5 separate regions of the Mus musculus genome follow, and regions 1, 3, 4 and 5 are each linked to region 2. Evidence: chromatin loops called from intact Hi-C (ENCODE). Cell type or tissue: left cerebral cortex. All regions are shown on one strand.

What was found. Hi-C counts contacts between places; a loop is a spot of excess contacts. Peaks named below come from ENCODE experiments on the same cell type or tissue, not always from the same donor. Only the 100,000 strongest peaks of a DNase experiment are listed, where the experiment ranks them.
Region 1: it touches region 2 in a loop (18-fold over the local background); 20 of 42 quality-filtered maps call a loop at or near these places.
Region 3: a loop joins it to region 2, with 2.8 times the contacts of the local background. A loop is called at or near these places in 4 of 42 quality-filtered maps.
Region 4: a loop joins it to region 2, with 7 times the contacts of the local background. A loop is called at or near these places in 27 of 42 quality-filtered maps.
Region 5: it touches region 2 in a loop (2.4-fold over the local background); 9 of 42 quality-filtered maps call a loop at or near these places.

Annotation. Positions count from the first base shown.
Region 1 is chr2:144,634,166-144,639,165 of GRCm38, reverse strand. It overlaps Dtd1 (D-tyrosyl-tRNA deacylase 1), which reads right to left. Exons shown (of 6, transcript NM_025314.3): 4 at 3,302-3,408. Among named protein-coding and RNA genes, the nearest start is that of Dtd1, 37 kb to the right of the region's middle. In left cerebral cortex, CTCF peaks have their summits at 282 (motif pointing left) and 3,044 (motif pointing left); DNase peaks (open chromatin) are centred at 146, 3,030 and 4,084.
Region 2 is chr2:145,585,519-145,590,518 of GRCm38, reverse strand. All of the region lies in intron 7 of Slc24a3 (solute carrier family 24 (sodium/potassium/calcium exchanger), member 3), which reads right to left. Gm52530 (a long non-coding RNA gene) reads left to right here. Exons shown (of 3, transcript XR_003953928.1): 2 at 308-460; 3 at 670-742. Among named protein-coding and RNA genes, the nearest start is that of Gm52530, 3.7 kb to the left of the region's middle. In left cerebral cortex, a CTCF peak has its summit at 1,910 (motif pointing right); DNase peaks (open chromatin) are centred at 1,961, 2,435, 2,684 and 4,905; H3K27ac peaks cover 357 bases.
Region 3 is chr2:145,288,727-145,293,726 of GRCm38, reverse strand. The region is part of intron 2 of Slc24a3 (solute carrier family 24 (sodium/potassium/calcium exchanger), member 3); the gene reads right to left. Gm52529 (a long non-coding RNA gene) reads left to right here and starts at 4,989. Exons shown (of 3, transcript XR_003953927.1): 1 at 4,989-5,000. In left cerebral cortex, a CTCF peak has its summit at 2,032 (motif pointing right); DNase peaks (open chromatin) are centred at 2,059, 3,577 and 4,986.
Region 4 is chr2:145,158,314-145,163,313 of GRCm38, reverse strand. No RefSeq gene overlaps it. Among named protein-coding and RNA genes, the nearest start is that of Slc24a3, 7.0 kb to the left of the region's middle. In left cerebral cortex, a CTCF peak has its summit at 2,020 (motif pointing left); DNase peaks (open chromatin) are centred at 2,019, 3,722 and 4,112.
Region 5 is chr2:145,519,597-145,524,596 of GRCm38, reverse strand. The region is part of intron 6 of Slc24a3 (solute carrier family 24 (sodium/potassium/calcium exchanger), member 3); the gene reads right to left. Among named protein-coding and RNA genes, the nearest start is that of Gm14092, 33 kb to the left of the region's middle. In left cerebral cortex, no CTCF peak of the experiment used is centred here; a DNase peak (open chromatin) is centred at 2,379.

The DNA of each region.
Region 1 (5,000 bases), 950 kb after region 2:
ATGAATGGTTTTCCATAATACAACTGTAGAATTTGGAATATAGTAAGGAAGTAAAACACTTAGGATTAAAAGCTTACTTGACAGAAACACATGTCTTTCTATCAGTAAGACAAATTTGGCTGTGCTCTTCCTATCTACACGAAAGCAAGCCAAGACACTGTCTGCTGCAAGAGAAGCCCGTCTAGCTGAAAGGGAAAGGCAGAGAGGCCACAGCACAGGAAGGCACCATGGTCACCTTGGCTCTTCTGTGCCCACTGGCTGCCACCTGCTGGAGAGCCAACGGATGGAAACCTGCATGAATGTCTAGGGTCAGGAAAAGCTACAGATGTGAAATTGGACAACACATGAATTTTAACAGCAAGGACCTCTAGGACTACATAAAGTCTTCTTTAACCTAATAAATTAATATAACTTCCTCCGATGTTTAAAGAACAATGTTTGAGGCTCATCAGGTTTCTCTAGTTTTATGGGATATTACAGGTATACAACATGCCATTTTAAAATAGTTTAGATGGAATGAAAAAGCCAACCTAAAACTTTCCCAAAATACAGTTAAAGCAGAATAATTCCTCAAAACTATGGGACAACAATCACATAAAGCCAAAGGGAACAGCAGGAGCAGAAAGAAAAGTGAGAGAGACTGCCACCCTGCAAGCTGCGGCTCCGCTGGCTTCCGCGATCAAGCAGACCATAGTGGCAGCAATGGCCGGGAGGACGAGGGAAAGAGACACGAAAGCTGTCATGCACCGGGACAACCAAGAGGTCAGTGGGGACCTTAAGCCCCCGAGGGCAGAGCAGAAGGAAGATGCCGAGGGACTCGCCCACTGTAGACCAGGAAGCACAGATGCCCCAGAGGCCCCAGAATGGCTCAGGGCACTCACTTGCCTAGTGTGCATGAGACAGTGGGATGAATTCCTAGCACCAGAGGAGGGCGAGGCCAGGAAGAGTAAGATGATGAGTAAGCAGGCCCTAGAGAGCTAAGTGAGGCTGCTGAGAGCCTGGAAAGGGGGAGTCAAAACCAGGCCAGACTGGCTGGGCAGGATGTGACCTGTGCCACCACCAAGGGTCTATATTCAAGGAGCCTCTATTCTGTCACCACCTTGAAAATGGTTGGGTTTTTTTTTTTTTTCTTATTGTCTTATTTCTCAGGGACATCAGAAAGTTTGGAATCCCTAATTAAGTAATCCCTGATTTCCAAAGGCACTACCCATGAAAAAAAGGCCGGCTGCTACTTGAGGAGCCACGTGGTACGAAGGAAAGCTCCTACGGGGTCTGAACAGGGGTCTTCACTTTGGCTCTGGCCTCAGCCCAGGAAGGGAAGCTTTGCTGCTACACTGAAGTGGGGAGTGGGGAGCAGCCGGGCTGATGCCATCTGCTGACCTCTTTCTCTGCAAAGAAAAGAGAACTGTCTGCCAAGACCAGAAGAAAGCCAGGGGCGTGCCGGGGGGGGGGGGGGGGGATGGAGAAATCTGGTAGACTCCACTGTAACCAGGCGGCAAGGTTAGCATGACTGCGGTGAGACAAACTGGTGTCGCATGCATACTGCCTGATGATGCCCTAAGAAGAGAACAAGATGGCTTTTGGACAGCCGCTCTTCCCACCACACCACAGTGCCTTGCTCTAACCACAGACACAAAATTGAGAAAAGGTCTACCGAACAGCATTCCAGAAAGGGTCAAGGTCGTGAAACACAGGAAAGACTAAGGAACTGACTCAGGTTGAACAAAACAAAGAGAAATGACAACTGTAATGCAATGGAATTTGCAATGTTGCACAGCTAAAACAAAAACTAGTTAGACTACAGGATGTGGTGCCTTCCTGTAAGATCTAGCCAAGCAGCAGAGGCGGCAGCCACAGCAACTGAGCACTGGCTGCTCATGCCTATAATCCTGGCACTTAGAAGAGTGTGGAAAGAGACTGACTGGGTTCAAGACCAGCCTGGACTACAAAGTGATACCTTGTGTCAGAAAAAGGAAGGAACGGAAAATGGGAAAGGAAAGAAAGGAGGAGGGAGAAGAGAAGAAAGAAAGGAGGAGGAAGAAGGGAGGGAGGGAGGGAGGGAGGGAGAGGGCGGGCTAGTGAGTTCATATAAGGCTCTAATGTAGCTAATAGTGTTGGATCAGGGCTAACTTCAGTATGTGATCACTCTAAATAATACATCAAAACTAGGAAAGCCAGGAAAGACTGTAGCAGGGTTCTGTGGGCTCTCCTGTGAGGCTCAAATTATCTCAAAGTTTACATTTCCCTGTAGATTGTTTGTGATTTTTAAAACGTTATCAGTAGGGGTTGGAGAGGTTGCTCAGCGGGTTGGAGCACTGACTGATCTTCCAAAGGTCCTGAGTTCAATTCCCAGCAACCACACAATGGTCATCTATACTAGGATCCAAAGCCCTCTTCTGGTATACAGATGAACATGCAGACTGAGCATTCATATAGATAGGTAGGTAGATAGATAGATAGATAGATAGATAGATAGATAGATAGATAGACAGACAAACAGACGGACAGATGGATGGACAGATGAAATGTGTCAGTAATAGCAACAACCTCAGTTCCACTTTTGAAGCTTAATGCCATGCAGACATGGTCCTACCTCTCAGCCAACACAAAGTGTCAATGGCTCCACACCAGCACTCAGCCTTGTTTATATCCTGCATCCCCCACGTGAGCTCATCGTTCCACTTTGCAGCATCCTAGGAAGGGGACGATGCTAGGAAGGAAGAGCAGGAACAGGCCTAGTTCCACAGCCTGCCATGCCTCATGTCTCTATCAAGTGGATTAATTAAAGCTTTTATATATGCTAAACACAATGGGACAGCATAAGTTTGCAAGACTATTACACATCCCTTTTCTCTGTTTTAATTACATTCTTCCTGAATGCTTATAGAGTTGGCAGTAAATCCAGGTCAGATGTTGCTTTAGAAAAATGAAGACTTATAAAGAATCTTGAGTGGCTCATCTACCACCCACACCTTGGACAAAATCCAATCCAGGTAACCACTCTCACTGGGTACACTAGCCAGGGTCGCTGCTCTGCTGCCACCCAGTGGCAACTGGGTGACATGACACCTAGCCCAAGAACTAGAAGAACAGACGCTTCTAAGAACACTTTGTCTACACGGTGGAGCAGAGACATGCTCAGGAGTTCTTGAGAAGAGAGAAAGTAAGATAGACGTGAGGCTGCAGCCATGAAGGGTTTCCTCCACCTCAGGATGAGGACTTCCCCAGAGACAATGATTAGGTCAAGGCACATTACCTATCTATACCCTCCAGACTGGCAGGCTCCAGGTTCTAGGCTTACCTGCTTTGGGTCAGAGCTAGCAGCTCCAGGAGCAGGGGACTCCAGCTCTATAGTCACAGGCCCATCGTTCTGAATGTGCACCTGCATGTAGGCACCAAACTTGCCATCTGAAAAAACAATCAAACAAATTCAAGAGTTGGAGACCCCAGGTTTACCTGGCCAAAGACCACATGGACAACAATGTAATAAAAATATAAAAACCTGGGCAGTGGGGCCTGCCAGACAACACAGGACAAATGGCCATCCCCATGAAGGACTTAGGAAGGGGAGGCAGCTAAACAGCACAAACATTACAGGCTGACCAAGAGAACTGGCAAAAAAAGACCTGGTAACACAGAATGCCATGTGTGTGGCAGGAAGGCACACTAGCACAGCCACTGAGCGATACCATCTTGGCCTCATGCCCATTAAAGGCTCTCATATCAATCCCCATTCGTTGGCCTTCTGGGTTTAAGGCAGCTTTATGACTCCAGTACAGAATCTTTCTCCAGGAGCCATGACTTCCACCACATCAGCTTTCCATTCTGATTCTTCCCAGTCCGTTCACTTCCTCCTTAATTCCACAAGGATTTAAAAAGACAGACAGACAGACACACACACACACACACACACACACACACACACACTAGCATTGGTTTTCCTCAGTGCACAGACAGTAACACCAGAGATGGTATTAAAAGCACCCAAACTGTCTGCCATCTTTTATAGGCAAGATAATCTGGTTCCCAGTGGGGAACCAAGTGTGCCCAAATAATGGTGGCTTTCTGTGATCTCTTATGATTAAAGTGGCCATTCAAATCAACAGAGCCTTTGTTTTATCTGTGTCACACTAGCTAAAAAGACATCAGCTGGGAAGGAAATCATGTGTTTAATTGCATGCTAAAATTATGGCTACAATTAGTAGCAAATTTCACCATCTACGCTCCTCAGGGAAGCTGCAGGCAGACTCAGGAGGAAGAGAATTATTTTCAACCTTGAATTTCTGTTGGCAGGATATACGGCACATGCTTCACTGTGGTTCTCATTCCAAGTAGTGAGAAATTATTTTTCTTTTCCTGTTTTTCTTCAGTTGGGAACAGAACTATTATCTGAATTTCCATTTGTACACACAATAAATCCAAAGACAGGTTTTAAGAGGTCTTAAAATGGTAACATTTTTTTCCAGTCCAGATCAAAGGGTGAAGTCCCCAAGAAAAATTACACTGGCCAGGGAAAATAAATACACTTTTAAAAATAAAAGACAAGAACATATCTACAAAATTACATCTGGTTTCATGTGGTGATATAATCGAGTTGTTCTTAACTATAAGTCTCAGGGTTCCACCCAGGGCTGCAGGACAAGCACGTGTCAAACATGTTTGTGCCACATGTTTCAGACACAAAAACCCCTGGCTGGGGCCCAGCATCTACACACTGGTCTCGGGCAGCTGCTGTTTGAGGCCCCCTCCTAATCAGGCTGGAAGGTGAACCACACATCAGGAATCACTACTGACCTGAGGCTGCTGTCCCTGCCTCTCTAGACAATGCTCAACTGACTCTCACCACATACCAAGAAGGTCCACCCCGCCAGTCTGGGGCCAGTCATCATGATTGCAATGAATGTGTAAAAAGCTTTGGTCCCTGTTACTAACGTACCTACCATTGGCCATCAGAGTATATGGTCAGTCTGAGGGACAGCCCAGACAACTGACCAGGAAAC
Region 2 (5,000 bases):
CAGTGAAGGGAACAAGTAAGAAACGAGATTTTGTTCCTATCTGTTGGGATCAGCAGAGCATCTATAACAAAGTTTCACCAGCTAACCTCCATCCCAATACCATCCCACTCGGGAAAACAAAAGAAAACAAGACAAATACAGAAAAGCTGGTAAAGTCTTTCAGTTTATATAGGGAAACCAAATTTTGTCAAGCAGGAATAATTTGGGGTGTCATTCAACCCATTGTGGAATTGATTTCAGGACTCAGGCCTGGCCCTCATTTTGACTCTCTTTTCTTGACATGGTCATCTGCTCACATGACTCACAGGACCTAAGGATGTATCTGCTGTGGAGGCAGGAAGCCATGGAAACGGTTACACAGCTTCTCTGAGCATGATGATGGTCTTTGAGGAGCACTCCTATGGAGGCAGAGGCCCCTGGTGACGCTAAGGCAGAGGCTGCAGTGCCAGATCATCATAAGGTGAGATGGCAAATGAAGCCAACAGATGTGGGCACTGACTTGGTCTCCAGAGATTCTAATCATATCCAGTTGTGCTGGGACACAAAGACATCTCAAAGACCCACCAGAAGCTCTTCCTGTGAGTTTAAAGGTCTGGGAGGCAGGATCCATGCTTACTTGTAACTGGTTCTAACAAGCTCTCTCTCTCTCTCTCTCTTTTTTTTTAAAAGAACGTTGCTTCATGTTTTTGTTACTGTGTCTCGGCCTCCAAGTTCAACAAGTTGACATTTGGATGAAAATGCCAAGTCAGAAGGGGAAGAGCTCTAGAGGCATCAAGGAGACATTCCTGGGATCTGGGCTGGATGTGTACAGTCCATCCCCCTCCTCTTGGGCTGGGTGGTATGGAGTCCAGCCCCCCCCCCCAATGATTCATGGTTGTTTTACATAATTGCTAGCATTAACAAATTGTTATCATGAAATAATGGAACGGAACCGATTATTTAAGATGGAAAACATTTTTATTAACTACTTAATTTAATATTAGTTGCAGCCATGGGGATGGAACAATTACTTCATAGTCGCTCAAGAGAATATGAGACGCTAGGAGAGTCTAATTGACCAGGTCGACTTAATTCTCTTCCATCTGAGAAGGCAGGCAAGCAATGTCATATAGGAATGTCGCTTTTAGGGAGCCTGTAATCTGAATGAGACTGTACATAGATGGGGGTGCAGATCCTACAAAAGGAGTCACTGAGAGTCAACCAGCCTTAGTAGAGAAGCACAGGCATCCTTTGTGTGCTTTCTAGGAACAGCTGTGGGCTGGTATGCCTTTAACTATTGATTATTTAAAGAAAAAAAAATAGGCTGTACAAAGCTCCTCACAGTGGCTTGGATGTAAAACATCCCCCACAGATGCATATTCTTGAACTCTTGGTCCCCCATTGGCACTTTGAGAGGGCAGTAAATTGAGCCTGTAAACAGAAAATCGAGGTGGAAACAGGCTTATCCCTTGTGGGAAAGGGCAGGGGGCAGGGATTTATGGTTCGTCCCAGAGCATCAGTGGGGACAGGGCTGGTAGATGGGGGAAGCAGGGTGGCGTGGTCATCTCTTCCTGGAAGACCGGAAATAAGGAAATAAGCATGGATATCGAAATGTTCCTTCAGTAGGATTGCGGTGGCATCCTAATGGAGTGGAAAGTTAAAATGATAGACAGGTATCATTTTGCTTTTGCTTGAGACTGCTGTGGAAGATAGGTTTGGTATTCTTTACAGATATTATTTAATTTCATTCTCTTGGGAGAGGGAGTGCAAATATCTCTGTTTTTGTGCTCCGGCTGCAAGAGGGAACACCCTCTTCCTGCCTGCCCCCATGTTGATGCTATAGGAGTAGCAGAGGAAACCTGAAAACCTGTAGAGGAAACCTGAAAAATCTCTCCTCAGTTCCATGTTCTTACCACTAGGTGGTGCTCACATCCCAGCCCTCCACCATGGTTTAGGCAGAGAAGTTAAAATGAAGTGGTTCAAGCCTGATTTTCAAGGCTCTGGGAAGGAGCTGAAGTACCTCAAGGCAGCCACCGAAGCGCCTACAGCCAGCCAAATAGTTGCATGTGGCAAGTGGGTGGTGGTTACTCCTCGGAGTTCACTATCGGGGAATAAATCATCTACGTCAACACTTCATCTTCTCACGAGTTGCAACCAAGTGATGTCCTTCTGTAGCATTTTGAAGTCACCCAACCTTTTTCCAAGAGAAAGCAAGCCTTGGGTGATCTCTGTGGCATGTGTGTTTGAAGCCAGGCACTGAGATATCTCACAGTCCTGTGATCCACTGTTGCTGAGAGCTAGGCCTCAGATTTGCTGAGGAAGTGCTATCCTAGGTAGGTCCTGGCCTCTGACCTACATGTGACTCATCCGAAGCTATGCTTGGCTTAGCTCTTAGGTTTCCACATACTCTGCAGCTGGGCTAAATGTGAACAAACAGAAATGAAATTGACACAAAAAAGTGTTCTTCTTTTCCCCCCTCCCTAGGCTTAGAGAAGTGGTTGGGTACCATGGAAACGGGCTTGTCAATCCTGGTGTCTGCTCTAGAAATCTTCCCAACAAGTCGGGCTGATTTCAGGCAGGTGGATCCTTGGATGTCAGATGATCTCGGGCAACGGCCAAGGGAATGGCTCTCTTAAGATGGAGAAACATGGCAAAGGCAAGTCAGGATGGCTTAGCTGTAATCAGGAGAAGAGGGCGCATGCTAATTGCCCCTGTTTCCCTACAACAGTCCTGGTGTTTGAATCCGATGAAGCTATAACCACAAAATGGGGATGGCTGCATCACTCACTGTGATTTCATAATCTGCATCGTGATCACCAGCATTGCTAGAATTTTAAGCAGTGAAAGTGACGGGGAAATCAAGAGCATCATTTTCTTTCAAGAGGCCAAAGTTTGAAAGATCTTCCTTTCCTAACTACAAAATGAAGCTAGACACCCCCCACCCCCACAGATCCGTCTCTTTCACCAGCATGGGGAGCCCCTTAGCTGCTCCACATTTAGAACACCCACTTCTTCAGGTCTCAGATCAGGCAGTGCGAGTGGCTTAGTTAAGGGGAGGAGCCCAGTGGGTCATACTAAAAAGCTGGCTGGTGTGTGCCCCACTGTGGCTGATGCTTTAAGGATAACGGGACATTGTACAATGATTGGCATTAGTGGCTGCATGAGGGAAGACTAGAAATTAAGAGCTTGCGAAATACTGATTATCCCACATAACCTTTTAAGAAGCTGCTACCAGGAAGAAAAGAAGTTGGGAGATGAATATATAGAATACAGGGGACAGGGGTATTTAAAGGTTGATAAAGGGCTGGAAGCTGGGTAGCACAAAAACAAATGCAATCACAAACTACGGATTTCAAGTCATTTTCCTTGTAAAAGCTGGCTGGCGACTTCTTAGCAAGCTAGTTTCCATAGGTCAGTTGAATAAGTCCCTCCCTGTTGAAGGAGCAAATACAAAGATGACCCCCAGTCTTCCAGCATCCTCAGAGTCATATAGTTGCTTCCACACATCTACAGCAGGGACTGCAAAATCAGTTAAGCATTGTGTGACCACAGTCAATTTACTTCTGGAATTTAAAATTTCACCACAGTTATTCCTCTGGGAGGCTTCTAGCTATCATCCTTTATTCCCTCTTGGCCAGAAGGAGAGCTAAATTAAATGGCAGTATAATTGGAGCTAGGGAATGAAGAGAGATCAGTTAATTTCCAGTGAAGAATGGAATTAAGAAGAAGAGGTGACTGGCTACAGAGAAGGCCATCTGGAAGGTCAAGGACAATGCTCACCATGGCCATCAAGATTGCTTTTCTATCACACGAGGAACAGGACAAGACCATTTCCAGAGTATGTAAGATTATTTGCCATGGTGAATAGCTTGAATTGTTAACTCAACACAACTTAGAATCACTTGGAAAGGATCTTGATAAAGAACCGTCTACATTGGGTAGGCTTCTGGGCCTGTCTGTGGGGACTGTCTTAAGTTAACTGGTATGGGAAGACAAAGCCCACTGTGAGTGACAACATCTCCTAGGCAAAGAGTTTTGAATTGTGTAGGGGTAGAGGAATTGAGCTGAGCACAAGCAAGCAAGGGGTTATCTATGCATTCATTTCTCTCTGCACTTGACTTTGGATATGACACAACTTCTGACTTAAAACTCCTCCACTGACTTCTTCCCAACGATGGACGTGTTAGCCAAATAAAATCTTTACTTTCCCTATACTGCTTTGTTATCAGTGTTATTCTTCTTCACAAGGCTCCCAGAAAGTACCTTCCAAGGGTCACGTGGTGTTTAAAAACTTGGTGTTTAGGCTGGCATTATTAGAAGGCTAGTGAAATCTTTATGGAGTGGGATCAAAGATGTCTTTAGGACAGTGGGGCTTCTCTTTGAAGGTGACAGTGGGATATCTCTTTGTTCCTCTTCTTTTTCTTGTCTGGCTTATGAGGTGACCACTTTGTCCCACCATATACATTGGTCATAATGGACCCAAAGCAACAGGGTTATTTGAGTTTAAAGTTCGGCTTCTGGGTCCATGAGCTAAACAAACCTTTCTCTTTATGATTGCCTATTCTGTCATGGCAACTACAAGGTGACTAAGACAGTCACTGGTCATCTCTGGCAAATGTGTGTCAGCTTAGCTATTTTCTCACCTCCATTCAAGGGGCTCTGCAAAGAGCTCCCCCAGTGATAGGAATGCAAACATTAGCTTGAACTAGCTTCTTTGCTGTGCCTGCACAGAGAGTGGCCCGAGGACTGTGTCAACTGGGATCAAGGGCTTCCTTGGTCTATCATCTACAGACAGACTGTACTTTGAATTGGATTTCTGTAGCAGCCCAAGTTATGGGGGAGCTATTCCACAGACCTTTCCATCTCCCACGGAGGCTCTGTCCTCTTCATGTTCCCAGTTCCTGACTACAACTGAGATGAAGGGTAAAAATAAAGTATTTCCTTTTGGGCAGCTGTTAGCCTGATGATGTGATGGATCATTTGCATTTATGTAAATTTCATGATTATGTAAATCACAGCAA
Region 3 (5,000 bases), 300 kb after region 2:
TTTATCAAACAGTAAGTAGGGTGTTGCTAACCCTGGGCTGCTTCTGGGTGACTTGCTACTGGCTTAGAAAATTGGGCAGACTGTCTTGAGTTTAGTGTTTGCCCCTAGTTCCCTCTTGGTTCCTGGACCTCAGCCCCCTAGTCTTGGCAAACCCTGTAGCCCTGGGTTAAGAACACAGTTCTGCCCAGCAGGTATTCCAGGGCAGGCCCTCTATAAAGCACCATGTGTGCAGCAAAGTAAAATGAAACTCCAACTCTTATTTAACAAATTCTGTCTCTTCTAACACAGACATACATTAGGTTAACTTTTTCCTAATGTGTTCCTTTTACTTTTCCAAACAAAGCAGGGCACAGAAGACGTTTAGAAGAGCTAAGTAAGTGAAATGACTTTTTAAAGGATCTCTCACAGATTGTTGTAGAGACGCAGTGGTGGTTAGGAATACATCTTGTCATGGATTCTTCACTGAATGTGTTTATTTAGTCCTTTTGGAGGAATGAGCATCCACATACATGCTAAGTGGAGGAGGGGAAAAATTCAAATAGACACCTGGAGACAAAAGCCAACTGCCCTGTGCTAAAATGTGACTTCCTGGATAGGACTGAAGACTAGACTCAACATCCACAAGCAGCTACAGCCTGAGGCATTTCCCATGGGAATACACCAGAGAGGCTACAACAATGGGAAGCTCTGAGAGCATTCAGAGTAATTACAAACAGGTTTATGGGGAACTCAGTACCCAAGAATGCCTTTCCACGATTCAGTAAGTTTATGGCTCTTTCAGAGCTTGGCAAATATCCCTGAGCAGAGGAGAAGTTATCCCCTTCAAAATACAGAAAGTGCCTTGTGAATAAAAAATGATATCACCATAGCAACACATGGATGTTTCCACTCAAAGTGGGCCTTCTAGGCCTGGCCTTAAAAAGACAGTGTCCTCTGAAGAGGACAGACAGGCCTATGTCTTAGATTTAATAGTTGCCAAGGGGCCAGCTACAGATCCTTAAAACAATGGTATAAACAAGAGCTCTCAGGGACTAGAGGCTTGTTCCATACACAGAAGTCGAGGAAACCACCATAAGGAACGTGGGCAATCTTCATTTCAGGTATATGAAGAGCCATTATTACTCCCATGCTCTTGAAATAAACCAGAAGCCTCCAAAGGTCAGAATGCTGTCCAAGGTTACAGATGTATGTGGAAGAACCTACACTGTTATAAACCCCAGAGGACAAATTCAAACTCCTCATGCTTCTCCACACTTAGCCCTAACACTTGGCTAACACTGATCATCCGCTGAGCCCAAGATGGCAGTCCACCTGGAAGGCCCAAACCCTGGTACCAAAATGACACCCTGCCTGCCATGAAGTTAACTGTTCAAGTAGCCTCAAGGAAAATACATAGCCTATGGAGTCTCTAGTCTGGGAAGTGAGGGTATCTTGGGTTCCTTCCTAAGAGTATCTGAGGGCTTATGATGCTCTGGGAAATTTCAAGAAAACTGATATGTGGCTGGCCAACTAGCCCAAACTGTGAGAGGTCAGACCCAAATTAATATCTGGCTATGCTAGAGGCTTCCCTGGGTACATTACATGCAAAATTGGCAGTTCAGGGGAGATCTTGGCTTAGCAAAGAACTAACTAATAAGTGAGAGGAAACTCTATTTCACACAATTTTTTCCATTAAAGCTAAGAATATATAGTCACTATCTTCTAATAAAGCTACAAAGCTGCAGTTGAGCCTACAAAATGGCAATCTTGACTATTTGATGAGACAGGACTCTGGGTCTGATTAATGTCAGTATGATGGTTGTATATTTGAAAGTATTTTTATAATAGTTTATACAATATCTTAAAGCTGTAGGTGAAAATATTTGCATTTTAAAATAGTTCATAAGGTTAAAAGTTATGTGGTATTGGTGACTTCCTCATATATAATTTTTAAAAAACGTCTAAGAGGAGGTAATGGATGTGATGGAATAACCAACTCTGAGCTTGTTCTTCATTCATCCCCTTGTAATCAGATTTTTCTGCTCTTCTCACCAGTAGATGGTGCTATCTCTTGAACTTGGACTGTCTTTGTGCCTTGATTCGACCATGAAAATCACTGAAAATGATACTACTTCAATTTCCCAGGTCAGGCTTCAGGGACCTTGTGCACTTCCCAGTTCTCCACCACCCCTTTCAGTGAATCTGAGAAAGACACTGCAGTGGAGTGAAGGAATAAGAGACCTAGGCAATTGTTAGTCAACCTCAGGACATGAGAAACCATCCTAATCCTTCTTACTCACCGATTACCCCAAATGATCATACTCACACAAAGAAGCTCTGTTGAGATCAGATGGTCCTGTCCAGTTCAGTATGAATGCTGTGCTGACTCACCGACCCATGCACCATAGCAGATATTGGTAGATTGAAACAACCAAGTTTAAGGATATTTGTTATACAGCCATAGCTAACTGATACAGCAGGTTTCCCAGAGTATGAATGAAAGCTTTTTTCCAACACACCCACCCACGAGGCAGACAGGAGTTTGTTCTGTTCTAGAGTCTATTCTTTATAAGAATATACTACCATATCTGTTATTTGAGTATGTTAGGTGCTAGAGTAAACTTCTTCTGCTCTAATTCCTTACTTAATTCTGGTAGCAAAGTATTCTCCATAGCCACATAGCCATATTGAGATTTAATATTTTCGTATTAGACGCCAGGAAAGGAGAAGTGGACTGAAGTCACATGATGTGTGACATCAAAAAAGTAAATCTAAGGATAACTTATCTCAAGCTCACATGCTTAGAAAGCTCTGTTTCTAATTTGTTCTTAATTAGTTATGCATTGCAAGGTTTAAAAAGTTTCCACCATGGCTGGACAGCAACTTCATGTGCATTTTTCCAGTAGGAGAGTCCAAGAGTAACTAATCTCCCGATTCCCCCACTGCAAGAGGACAAGCAGAGAATACCTACTTCTTTCTGGTACCCAGGAAGGAAAGCTATTTACTCCATACAAACATCAGGAGATGGGTCTAAGCTAGGCTTAGAAAGCTTAATCTATGAGCCAGACAGTCAGTACTTCAGCTGTTATTGTCTCGTTCTACCACACAACCAGCCACAGAAACACACAAATGAGAGGGGATAACTGGATTTACCCTGCAAAAAGGCAGCATTTACTCTACAAAAGAAGATAGAGTTCATCAAGCCATAGCTGCAGGATTGAACAAGGAAGGAGAAATATATGGAAATGTTAGTGCTCCTATTCCCTAGAGTTAGGAAACAATAATAAAAGGTCTATTAAAAGTGTCTTAATATTAATAGCATCTGAATCATCAATCCTTTTTATAATATGAGAGATGATTAATTGTTTCTTAATGAATGGATGGACTCATCTTGAGTTACTTGCCATATATGAGCTCCCAGCTCAGGATGAAGAGGACATATGAGGCTATATATTTTTCCCTTGAGCAAAAAAAAAAAAAAGATGGTGGGAGGTAAGTCTAACATCCAACACAGTTGTCATATATAGTCAACTGTGCCAATGATCATTCAAAATATAGTTTAACTGATGGTAATTCAAGCTTCAGAAACAGGTGTGAGCAAAGTTCTGATTCTTCCACCGAGTGATTTTTTTTGACATCTTTATATTAGACATATTTTTTTCAAAACATTGGCCTGTGGAGTGAAGCTGAAGACTAAACAAAACTGCCTACCACAAGGATTCTCAGTAATCACTGTCAATCAAATCAAATGGTAACTCCAGGGACTCCCTTGCAACAATACAGACCTGACCACTGCTTATCTGGCAGAATCAAGCATCAAACATTCAGACAGGCATGGACACCCCATCAATAGACACCTCAGCTATTACTCTTTTGTGTACAAAAGTAGGGTGAATGGACAGAGATTTCCTCTACAGGTCCTTTAAACACTTAAATATAATTAATCCACCGCCATTTTCAGCTAAGTGCATTCTTGCCTATTAGTTAAATATGAAAAGCTATCCAGCCGATGTGCAAAGAACTGAACAGCTTTGAATAGCAGTCACTTCCTTCTTAATACCTAAGTTCAATACTTGCAGACATGGAAGGCTTTGTTTCCTATTGGAAATAGCATTGTCAAAATGATAGCCACTAACAACATGTAGTCATGCAAACTAAAATTGAGTAAAATTTAAAATTTAATTCTTTGCTTGTATTAGTCCCATTTCAAGCTGCATCACTATATGGTACAGACGGAGAAAATTGTCACAGAAATTCTAGACAGAGTGTTCTAGTTTAGATTAACGCAGCATAGGCTATTCCGTTCAGTGATTAATTCAGAGACACTAAAGCTGCCATCAGAGAAATGGACTCTACTTTTGTGCATGGTCCCTGGTTTTGAGGGTACACTGGGCCACATGCAGACCAGAACAGCAGCATCTACAAATACCTGGCAAATGACAGGTAGGGATCAGTGGACAAAAATCCCACCTGTCATGGGGTCTAGCTTGGTCACTCTGAGTGACATATTATCTTGAGGTTTCCAGAGTTGCTGGGTAACAGCAAACCCAGGTGGCCCATGTGATTGCCTGTTGGCTCACACCCCCCTTACTGGCTCAACTTGGGTTAGTTCTGAGGGAACCTAACTAAGACAATTATGTCAGTAAGACAGTCACATTTATCTTGGCACTGAATGCTGCTGTCTGAGACCTAGTTAATATCACTGGTAAAAATGACCACCATTTGTGGAATTAGCATTTAAGATCTCAGAAAAAAAGGTATGCCTTTAACTGTCTTACTGGGTGTATATACTTTCTATATTTTCTGAGCTTTGCAGCACTCTTGTCCGTTTTTATTTTATTTTATTTTTTTACTGTGTTGATATTTCTCAGCTTGATCATTTGCTTAATTGCCAGTTCTACTTTTAGAACATTTAGCTGTTTCCAAAAATCAAGCCACTCTTCAGTGACATCTGGCCTCCATTGAGAATACTGAAAAGAACATGTCCCGGGCTCTGAAAGCAATTCCCACAGTCCAGCTCT
Region 4 (5,000 bases), 430 kb after region 2:
GAGCTAGAACAGATGCCTCCAGGAAAAATGCATACTCGGTCCCTCATAATCACACAGCTTTCATGTAATCCATTGTTAGCTGGTGTTACGAGTCCATGGGGAAAGTCAGAGATGTCCTGAACCAGCTGCACTCTGCACAGTTGGGTCCAGGTCTAGTCAGCCGTATATAGTCTCCAGCTTCGTGGGATTCTTCAGTATTAAGGCTGAGACCATGTTGTAAGAAAGGACCAGTTAGGTGGGAGTTTTGGGTGGAGCCTGGAGGAAGATCTGACAAGGCTAGCTCTATTACCTAGCTCCAACTTGTCAGTATGTTCAATTGACTTGTTTTGAGTGTTTGGGAGAACTAAGTGCCACAGGCCAGCACATGCTATGAAGATGCTGTGTCTCTCGTTTCACCTAAATGTGATTAAAAACAAGTTGCATAAAATAATCCAGAGTCACGGGAGTAAGAGATTAAAATGTTCAGTCTTCACAAAGCAAAAATCAAGCACTCACAATTTGAGCACTTTGATTGCTCTGTCAAGACCATTTAGAAGGAAAACACCGAGTTCTCTTCTTTTTGTCTGTGTAAACTCAGCAGACATGATGATGCTAAGTGTGTGTGCAGAGAAGGCTGGGAGGGCCCAGCACATACTCTATCATCCAAATATTGGATTTAGGAGTCCCTTGTTTTTGCTTATATTTTCAGACACTTTTTTTTTTTTTTACACATAGCCATGGTTTGTCTCGAACTTGCAACACCTGCTTTGATCCTCAGTGCTGTGGCTGCAGGTGTGAGCCACTGTACCCAGCTAAGAATCTCATGCTTTTAATCAAGAAGTTTAAAAAAAAATCAAAACCTCATCCTGATGTGTTACAATATATATAAATGAAAATTAGAAGCCATAGTGTGAATTACGTAATCTTATTTCCTAGTGTTCAGCAAAATCACCCCTTTCTTCCTAAATATGTGAGCGTGTGTGTGTGTGTGTGTGTGTAACATGTATATAAAAACATTCCTGACATAACAGGTTGATCAAATTGTATACACTTAAATCTCATCCTCTAAAGGTTTAAAACAAAGATCTATAATATATATGTACGCATATGTATATTTGTAAAATATACTATATAATTTATATAGTTTTTAGGTATTTAACCATGGAGCACAGGATATGAATGAAAATTGACACTGAGGTGATTTTCACTTTTTTACTTATATGGTCCTATAGTTTTGAAATTCTTCTCCCATCAGTATGTCCTAGTTTTTAGTTTACAAAATAAAGAAAAATCAAAAGAATCAGTTTGCAGGCAAGCATTTAGTAGTTGACTTAAATTAGACAGCTAACATGGTTTCACTTGGCAGGACAGTGGAAGGCTAAGGTGGGGACTCTGGACCAGCCTTCCAAAGCTAGCGATTCTCTCAGACTTAGGTGGGTCGCTCTGTGGCCCCTAGCTCCATCCTAAGGGCCCTGGGGTGTCAGTCAGCTGTGCAGCCCACTCAGGAGGTCCGCCAAGCTTCAGAGATCAGGAAGCTGAGCTGCTGATTGGAATCCCACCACAGATTTAAGTGTAATTCACTTCTTTCCTGGGTCTCAGTTTCCCCACTGATAATAAGACCACCGCAGGCCTTCTTTAGTAAAACATTTTTGCAGCAATGAATCATTTTTGGAGACGCAGAACTTTCAAAGCAAGGGAGTGCCAAAGTCAATCGCCGCTGGCACAGCCCTGAGTTATTTTAAGGAGTATAATCACTGCAAAGTGCTCTTAACTGAGTCTTACATATGACTTCGGAATTCACTTTAACTCAAACCCAGCACAGCTGTCAGGTAAATACGCAACTTACCTAAAGTCTTCATCATGAAAAACACCTGAAGACAGTGGGTTGGCGCCACGCTATCCTGTGCTGTCTCAGGTTTGTGGGTTTTTTGTTTATTTATTTGTTTTTCTTTAAATCCCATTTCATTCACAGGTTACCAGCCTCGCAGTTGACTCAAATCAGATGCAGCAGGCCTGGAAATGCTGTGGTGGAGCGCCCCCTGCTGCCAGTGGCAACCACAGCTCCTCCTCAGGGATCTGCATTCCTAGAGGTTGTTCACACATCTGCCCTAAACTGGCTTAGCCTAAACTGGAGTGGAATCCAGGCTCCTTGGTTTTCAGGTTGCCTTTAAGGCAAAGCTGAATGACTCGACATCACAGGCAGCCTTTCGGGGCCCAGAGTGTCCGCTTCATTGCCAACATTTCCTCATATGTTTATGATCAAGCCATACTGAGGTACTTAATATTTCCCTTATTTAAAGTAAAATTCCTTTCAAGACGGCATCCCAGGACTAACGGGGACCAACAATTAGAGGCATCACCTGGGAGATTGTTAGAAGTGACTCATGGGCTCGCCACCTTTATATTTAGCAAAACACAGTAGATTCTTTTACACATTAAAGATCAAGAAGCTCGGGTTTGGTTCGCATACACCCATTGATTAGATGAATAGTGCTTTGTAAGTGTTTTAGTTCATTCTGTCTTGCTACAATATAAACGCCAGAGGCTACAAAAAGTTACAAAGTAATTTGTTTGGTTGCAAGTATGTGACTGTGTGGCCTCATGGTAGAGAGGCAAAAAAGAAAACTAACCAGGTAAAGAGGTCAAATATGCAAGCTGACTTCCTTTTATAAGCACTAACTCTGATGGTACTAATCTAATCCCACAGGAGCCAGCACAACTAATGATAAGGTAGTTGCCACCTGCTATGTCCTCCACTGCAACATCCTTTCACCTCAGGATCATCACATAGACCAAGCTACTAACAGATTTTGAGGACACAGACTCAGATCATAGTAGCCAAGCCATACCAATAACTGCCCATGTCCATGGCTCATCTGAGGTTACACGGACCATTCTATTATTCCAAGTTTCTCCATTGCATTTGTATCCCCAAATCTCTTAACTATGGGAAATCAACAAAATCAAATTCCCAGTGTTTAAGCTCTTAAAGTGATCTATAGGAAATAGATTCGGAAGTCCCCGAGGAAGAATTCCAGCTACAGCATCAAATGTGCAGGATTAAACAGCCAGGGCTTCTATTCCACACAACAGGGAGAAGAAAAATGCCCCAAGTAAAATCCCACATCCATTGGAAACCATGTCAGTTCGACAGCAACATCGGTGTGTAATGCATCACAAACACAAAGCAGGGTGTAACTTAGACTTTGAAGGAGTATGGTGAGACTTTGAGAATACAGAGCTGCCTCTGCGCTTTCCTCCTCACTTTCTCAGTTTGCTCCAATCCTAAGTCTACATCGGTTATAGTCTCATTAAACCCCAAACTATTAATTTGTAAGTTACAATGGCAAAAAAAAATCCTAAAGGAATAAAAGCCCACTGAGATGATGAAAATGGACACAGCCACTCACTGCTCAGTGTTTTCTTCTGGTTTTGCTTTGGAGCTGTTTTTAGACTTACAGAAGTAGTAGGAATCTTACAAAGATTTGCTGACAGCTCTTCTTCGGTGTTCATGTCAAGACTCGATCTTTAGCGTCATGATCAAAGCAATTAAACAGGCACAGATACAACACTACCTGCTAAACTATGCCCTCATTTAATGTCATCAATTTTCTTCTTCCCTCCATTATCCTGGCTCAGTATCCTGCCAAGGACCCACTCACCACCACCCCCATTTCATTTAGATCTATTTCTCCTTAGTTTTTTTCTGCTCCATGAGTCTTTGTCTCTGTAGCTTTGACACATCTGATGCACACTGAGAGCTTATTTTTGTAGACTTGGATTAAGTTTTTCTGTCATATTCTTATGATTTGTCTGATGTTGTACACGCTGGGCAGTAAAAGATGTGTCCTTCCCAGTGCACCCTATAGAAGGGCTTCTGATGCCACTACAATGTCTATTATTGGTGATCTCAGTCATGATCACTGGGTGTAAATATTTGAGAGTAGTCAATTTGAAACTGCATACATCTTGATTCTTATCAAAATTCCACCCAATACTTATAGTAGCTTTGGTGGAATTTTTTTTTTTCTTTTTCCGACAAGGATGACTAATGTAAGATTCATCTGTTTGGTGAAGTTACTTGCCATGTTCCTCAACTGGTGAATGACTAACAGGGTGTGTGTGTGTGTGTGTGTGTGTGTGTGTGTGTGTGTGTAAGCTAGGGATTTGAGGAAGGAAGGAAGCTTTGTTCAAGCAATAAATAGTGAGCAGTGGAGAGAGGAAAGCAGATGCCCTGTCTGCAGGAAATTGCACATTTAAGTACATCACTCAACTTCAGAACATTCTTATCTCCAGTGGAGATTTCCAATCCATGAATGTGTATCTACCAGCCAACTCCTCTGAGATTACAAGACTTGGAGTTGTATCTGTGAGTAACCTTAGGTGCCATTTGAAGGGGAAACCACACAGCAATCCACATGCCAACTCTTCTGTTAGCAAAATACATAAATCAAGAGTCAATTATTTATAATCAAGGAGGTTTTCACTTGTAACTTTTCAATCGCCGCATTCTATAAATATTAAAGCCTTTTGATGTGTCATGTGTTTTTAATGACGTGGGTGGGGGGTGGGGAGAGGGGGCTCCACAAAGACGTCCTTGGCCAGGTCTATTGTATATTGTGATGTTGACAGTGTGCTGTTTCAAAAATATCATGGTGCTCACCTGTTTTGCTTTGTTCTTAAAACATGAATTGTGCTCTCTGTATATTTGAGAGAAACTTCCGAGGCACTGAAATTATGACGTCTGTGTGCTCACAGCAGCAAGCCCTCACTAAGCAGCAACTAAGGTCCTCACTAAGCAGCAGCTCTCATTGCCAGGACTGCGAGAGGCTGATTGCCAGGCTGGCCACAGCTCTGCAAAGCCTCGGCTGGACCAAATTTCACCTCTTTTGCAAAGCACCACAAGTTTCTATTAAGAATAAAATAACTTATATCTTAAAGTATCTCTCTTCGTGGCAACAGGGAGAACTCAGGAAAACAGAATCCACTTCGATGGATTTCTAAAAAAAAAAAAAAAAAAA
Region 5 (5,000 bases), 66 kb after region 2:
AGAAGATGTGTTTGCTTTCGTCTGGAGAGCAGTAACCTGGGAATTAGTGGACACAGGAGACAGTGTGTTTTCCATTATCTTCCTCAGCCCAAATCTCAATTATTGGCGAAGGAAGGGCTCAGCTGTGGAAGATGTTTTTGGATTAAAATAGAGGCTTCTAGATGTGCCTCAGTTGTGCCGAGTGCTTCCACTCTCCATGACGGGTTCCCACTGTCTTGTTGATATGACCACACCTTGCATTGCTTTAAGTCCTACACCCCAAATTTCTCAAGGACACACAAAATCTCAGCCTCATAAATAAGAGTACAACAGTTATATCCAGCTCTGTAATCAGAGGCTCCCCACGTCGATTATGTAGTCAGCAGACCTCCTCCTTTCAAATCTCTGGGGTTCATTTCCTAGCCTGTTGAGAAGGATAACACTATCTTGTACCTTAAAACTCAGTGAGTGCATCTGTACCAATACCCATAGGGCATTGTTGGATGTGGTGTCTGAATAAGCTCACTGAATAGCAACTATTATTTTTATTTTTATTTTGCACCCTGGGATGGTTTTTTAATACGAGTTGTGAAGCATGTAGTTTTAAGTGAAAGGTTTTCTATTTAATGAAGCTATGACCTCAGGCAGAATGAACTATCAGTCACTGTTAATTTGTACTTTTCTCCCCAGAGGTTTCAGTACACCACATGCTGTATATATCTTACTTCCTTTAAATACCTTATTAAAAAATTATACACACGAATCTGTGGTAGTACAGTGTTTGCCAGGTATGTTTGATGCCCTGGGTTTGATACCTAGCACCAAGTAAAGAAAATTTTAAGAAAAGTTTTAAAAGATTTTTTTTTTTTACAATTTTTTATTTTCCAAAAGTGATCCAACTTTAAAATATGTCAATTTAGCCAAGGAGGTAGCTAGAGGACCCCCTCACAAGCATGCAGAGCTGAGTTTGGGTAGTCACTGTGTGTCTCAGTGCACATCTGTAATCTCAACATTAGGAGAGCAGAGGCAGACAGTCCCACTGGATCGATGAGCTCCGGGTTTAGTAAGAATCAAGTGGGGAGTGATTGAGACCCCTGATGTTGACCTGTGCCTTCCATACACACAGATCCCTCACATACACACGTACATACCCACACAAATACACACACACACATACACACACACACATACACACACACACACACACATACACACGAACATACCCATACAAATACACACACACACATACACACACACACATACACACACACACACACACATACACACGTACATACCCACACAAATACACACACACACACATGCACACGCACACACACACTCACACTCACATGTGGACACACATCCACACGATAATAATACATTTTTGTACAAAAAAACATTATTATTTGTACAAAATAGTCCAAGATGGTAACTAAACACAAGGAATAACATACATTTACATATTACAAAGAACATTCTTAAACATTATATAATGTACAAGTAGCCCTGTATGAATATTGTACTTATCCTAAGATTTTTTTCTAGCCTTTATGCAAATTTACCAATTATATCATGAGAATAATAGTTTCAGCACATTCATACTAAATTAATATACTTGAAAGGAGGATCAATCACTTTTGGAAAATGAAAAAAAAAATCCTTTAAAACCTTTCCAAAATATGTATTTATTTCGTGCTAGGGATCAAACCCAAGGTGTCAGACGCACTAGGTGAACACTGTCCTGACACAGATTCATAGCTGTAATTTCTTAGTTGTTCATCTTGTCCTCATGCTTGTACCCATCAGTGGCGTTGAAGACAGGATCTAAACAGCTCGCTTATTTTGAAGCCTCAGTCTTGTGTTCTCAGCACATACACTCTGGGTCTATCCCCATCATGCCACCTTTACCATTTCAGTTCCTTCCACTAGGCAACTCTGGCATCTCTTTGCCTGGGGTTTTCTCTGGGTTCCAAGGTCCACCCTGACTGTGGCCACCCAATGAGCTGGAGTGCAGAGGGATTCGTGTTTCTTACAGCGTGGAATGAGATGTGGAAGTTGGTGGATAAGTACCCCAGCTCTCTTGCCTCTTCTATGAGATCACTGAACACCTATAAAACAGTTCCCACAGATGAATCAAATCCCAGTTGCTGCTAGTGATAACTTGTTCATTAATGCTTTTGTCTGCAGCTTTCTCTTCCATCTTACCTCCTCCATGTCTTGCCAGTGTTCCCTGGGGCAACCTTTCAAATTAACTACTTGTACTTGACCACTCGCCTAGCATCTTCTTCTGGGATATTCAAATGAAGGCAAGCTTCCCCTGGGATGTATAACCTCTTGGTGTTGCTCTGTTTTGTGAAAATGAGCCAGCTTAGACAGGGCGCTATTTGAAGAAAGGCAAACCTAGCCAAGATTAGCTGGACCTCGCCAAAGAACATCAGGGACACTCTAAGGATGCCAGAAGCCACTGTGGGAGCTTTTATAACAAACCAGAGCCATCTGCCAGCCTGTAATAACCAGAATATGAAAGTCCTAATCTGGGATACAGTTAAACTGTTTACTTTCTGTTTGTGGTTATGTATTTAAAGCTTAACATGCTTTGAATGGTGGATTTAAATTCATAAGCACATTGTTTTACAAAACTGGCACTGAGTCCTTTTAATGCAATATGCAAAATAGAGGGTTTTGTCAAGACCTGGATATTTTCACTTCATTGTTATTCTTCTTTGTTCTTAAGGAAAAAGTGGGAGGACCAGAGCTCTGTAAATGTCTTGTGGGATACCCAGAACCACTCTTGAAGCCACTTTCTAAGAAGCAATTTCCTCCTGTCCCATAAAAAACTCCACAAACCACCTCAGGCGAATACTGAAGACATCGGGTATGTTTGCAAACTGCAAATACAGCAGACATTCAATTACACTGAATTCATCAAAACCCTAATTGAGACAGGAGCTCAAACCCTACAGCTTAATTACTTTAATTTTAGATGGGTGTCAGACTTCCTCATGTCCTTTATGCTGAAATGCATTAGAGAGAGGCCCATGGGTGCGTGCTGCAAATTCTCCCAGCCAAGACAAAGAGCAGAACAGCATAAATAATAATGCCAAGTGAGACCTGTGATTAGATTTATTAATCATTCAATTCCCCAGTTTTGCCCTTTGTCGTGACATTCCATGGCACCAGCTCTGCTGTCTGGGAATATGAGGTTGGACAACTCCCACTTCTTCTGATAACTTTTTCTACCACTTAAGAGACTACCTAGGACTAAGCACTAGTCCTCTGATGTCATTATGGTAGCCCATCATTTGTTTTCATTTAGAAGACCTTCTGCCTGCCCTCTCTGCTCCCCCATCCTTTCTCTGATGGGAGCTATAGACACCTCCATCAATCATTCCATCAACTCAGTGGCCAAACCTGCCAGGGTGATGTAGGGTGGAATCCGGTAGTGAGGACCTCGGCATGAATATCCCAAGAGTTGATAAAAGTGTCTGACTTGTTTTGACTTCCCTTACAGACCAAGTACTATTATTAGTGTTAAACATGTTAGGCTTCATCACCATGGCAACACTCTGAAGTACATGTGCTTATACCCACTCTATAGATGAGAAGGATCAGGCTTTAGTAGCTAAAATAAATTCTTCAAAATCCCCCAGCTAGCAAACAGCAAAGCAAGAATGCAATCCCAGTTCAATCTGATTCTTTGGCCCATGTTCCTCCTCCAATACAATAGTCTGTGCCTTCTGCAAAGATGTGAGGCAACCTACAAAAGCGGCAAGTGGATGGCTTTGGAAATCGCCAAGTAGGCACAGGATTAAAAGAAGAAGAAGAGAAAAAGAAAATAAAGAAAAAGAAGGGAAGCTATAGCTAGGATCACGCCAGTGGCTATTCCCAGTAGAAGCTCTGCTTGTCACCTTTCTTTAGTGGGGCTGTGAGACCAGCCAGCAAAGTCCTGGAGAAGGGGTAGGAAGATGGATGCCAACAACCTGTGCAGCATCCATGGTATCCTAGCCAAGCTTGTGATGAGTGGTGCTACTGATGAATTACACGGCTCGAACACACTGCATTTCATTTCATAAGTAATTAGCTGTGTGGCCCTGAGTAGACATCACCCAGCCATTTGTTTCATTTCTTTACATTATCTCTTTGCCTCTGGGCTTGCTTCAGAATCAAGCTGCAGGTACAAATGACTAATGAACTAATGACAACACTAATAACGGCCCAGCTAATAATCATACTGCTAATGGTGACAATGCTAATTAAGAAAGTGCTAGCAGCAACAGCATCTGCTGGTGTGACTATTATTCGTCTCTGGAAGGCAACGATGAGCTGGTCAGGCAGGATAGAGCCAGGCGAGGGCAATGGCAGTAAAGGCAGGCACGTGGCTCATTCTTTTGGCACTAACTACCTATGTAGGAGAAGTCAGGAACACTACAGTGTAGACCCAGTCACCTTAACACTATGGGTCCTGGGGAAAGCAGAAAATATTTAGCCTAGTGAGTGAGCCAGACCTCAGTCATCATGAGCAAATCCAGGACTCTCTTATCAGAGCTAGCCTGTCCACCGGGGAGCCCTGGAGCTGGTGCTCGGTAAGATCCAGGTGTCCTTCTGCCTGTTGCTCGGAAGGAACAAACGCAGCAGGCAGAGAGGGTAGATCAGTCGGCATGTGAATGGGGACAGTTACAATGGGCCATGGAGACCAGCAATGAATTTTATGGGAACTCTTGAGTATACATTCAAGAGACTGACCTCATGGCATGCCCAGCAGCTTCTGAGAGACACACAGGCCTGACACACTTGAGAGAAAAGCTCACCAGGATTGGACTTTACACCAAGCAGACACTTTCCCCAGGGCACAAAACAGACCACACTGAGGTTCCTGATCAGGTGAAGCGGATTTCGGCTCCCTCAGTATTTTAAATAGAGTCACAGCTAGAATAGTAGAAATAGGTTTTTCTAGAAGATACTGAGTCTTGGGTGTTTTGTCAGAGAACTGAGGATCTCATATCTAGTGACTACTTCTCTGA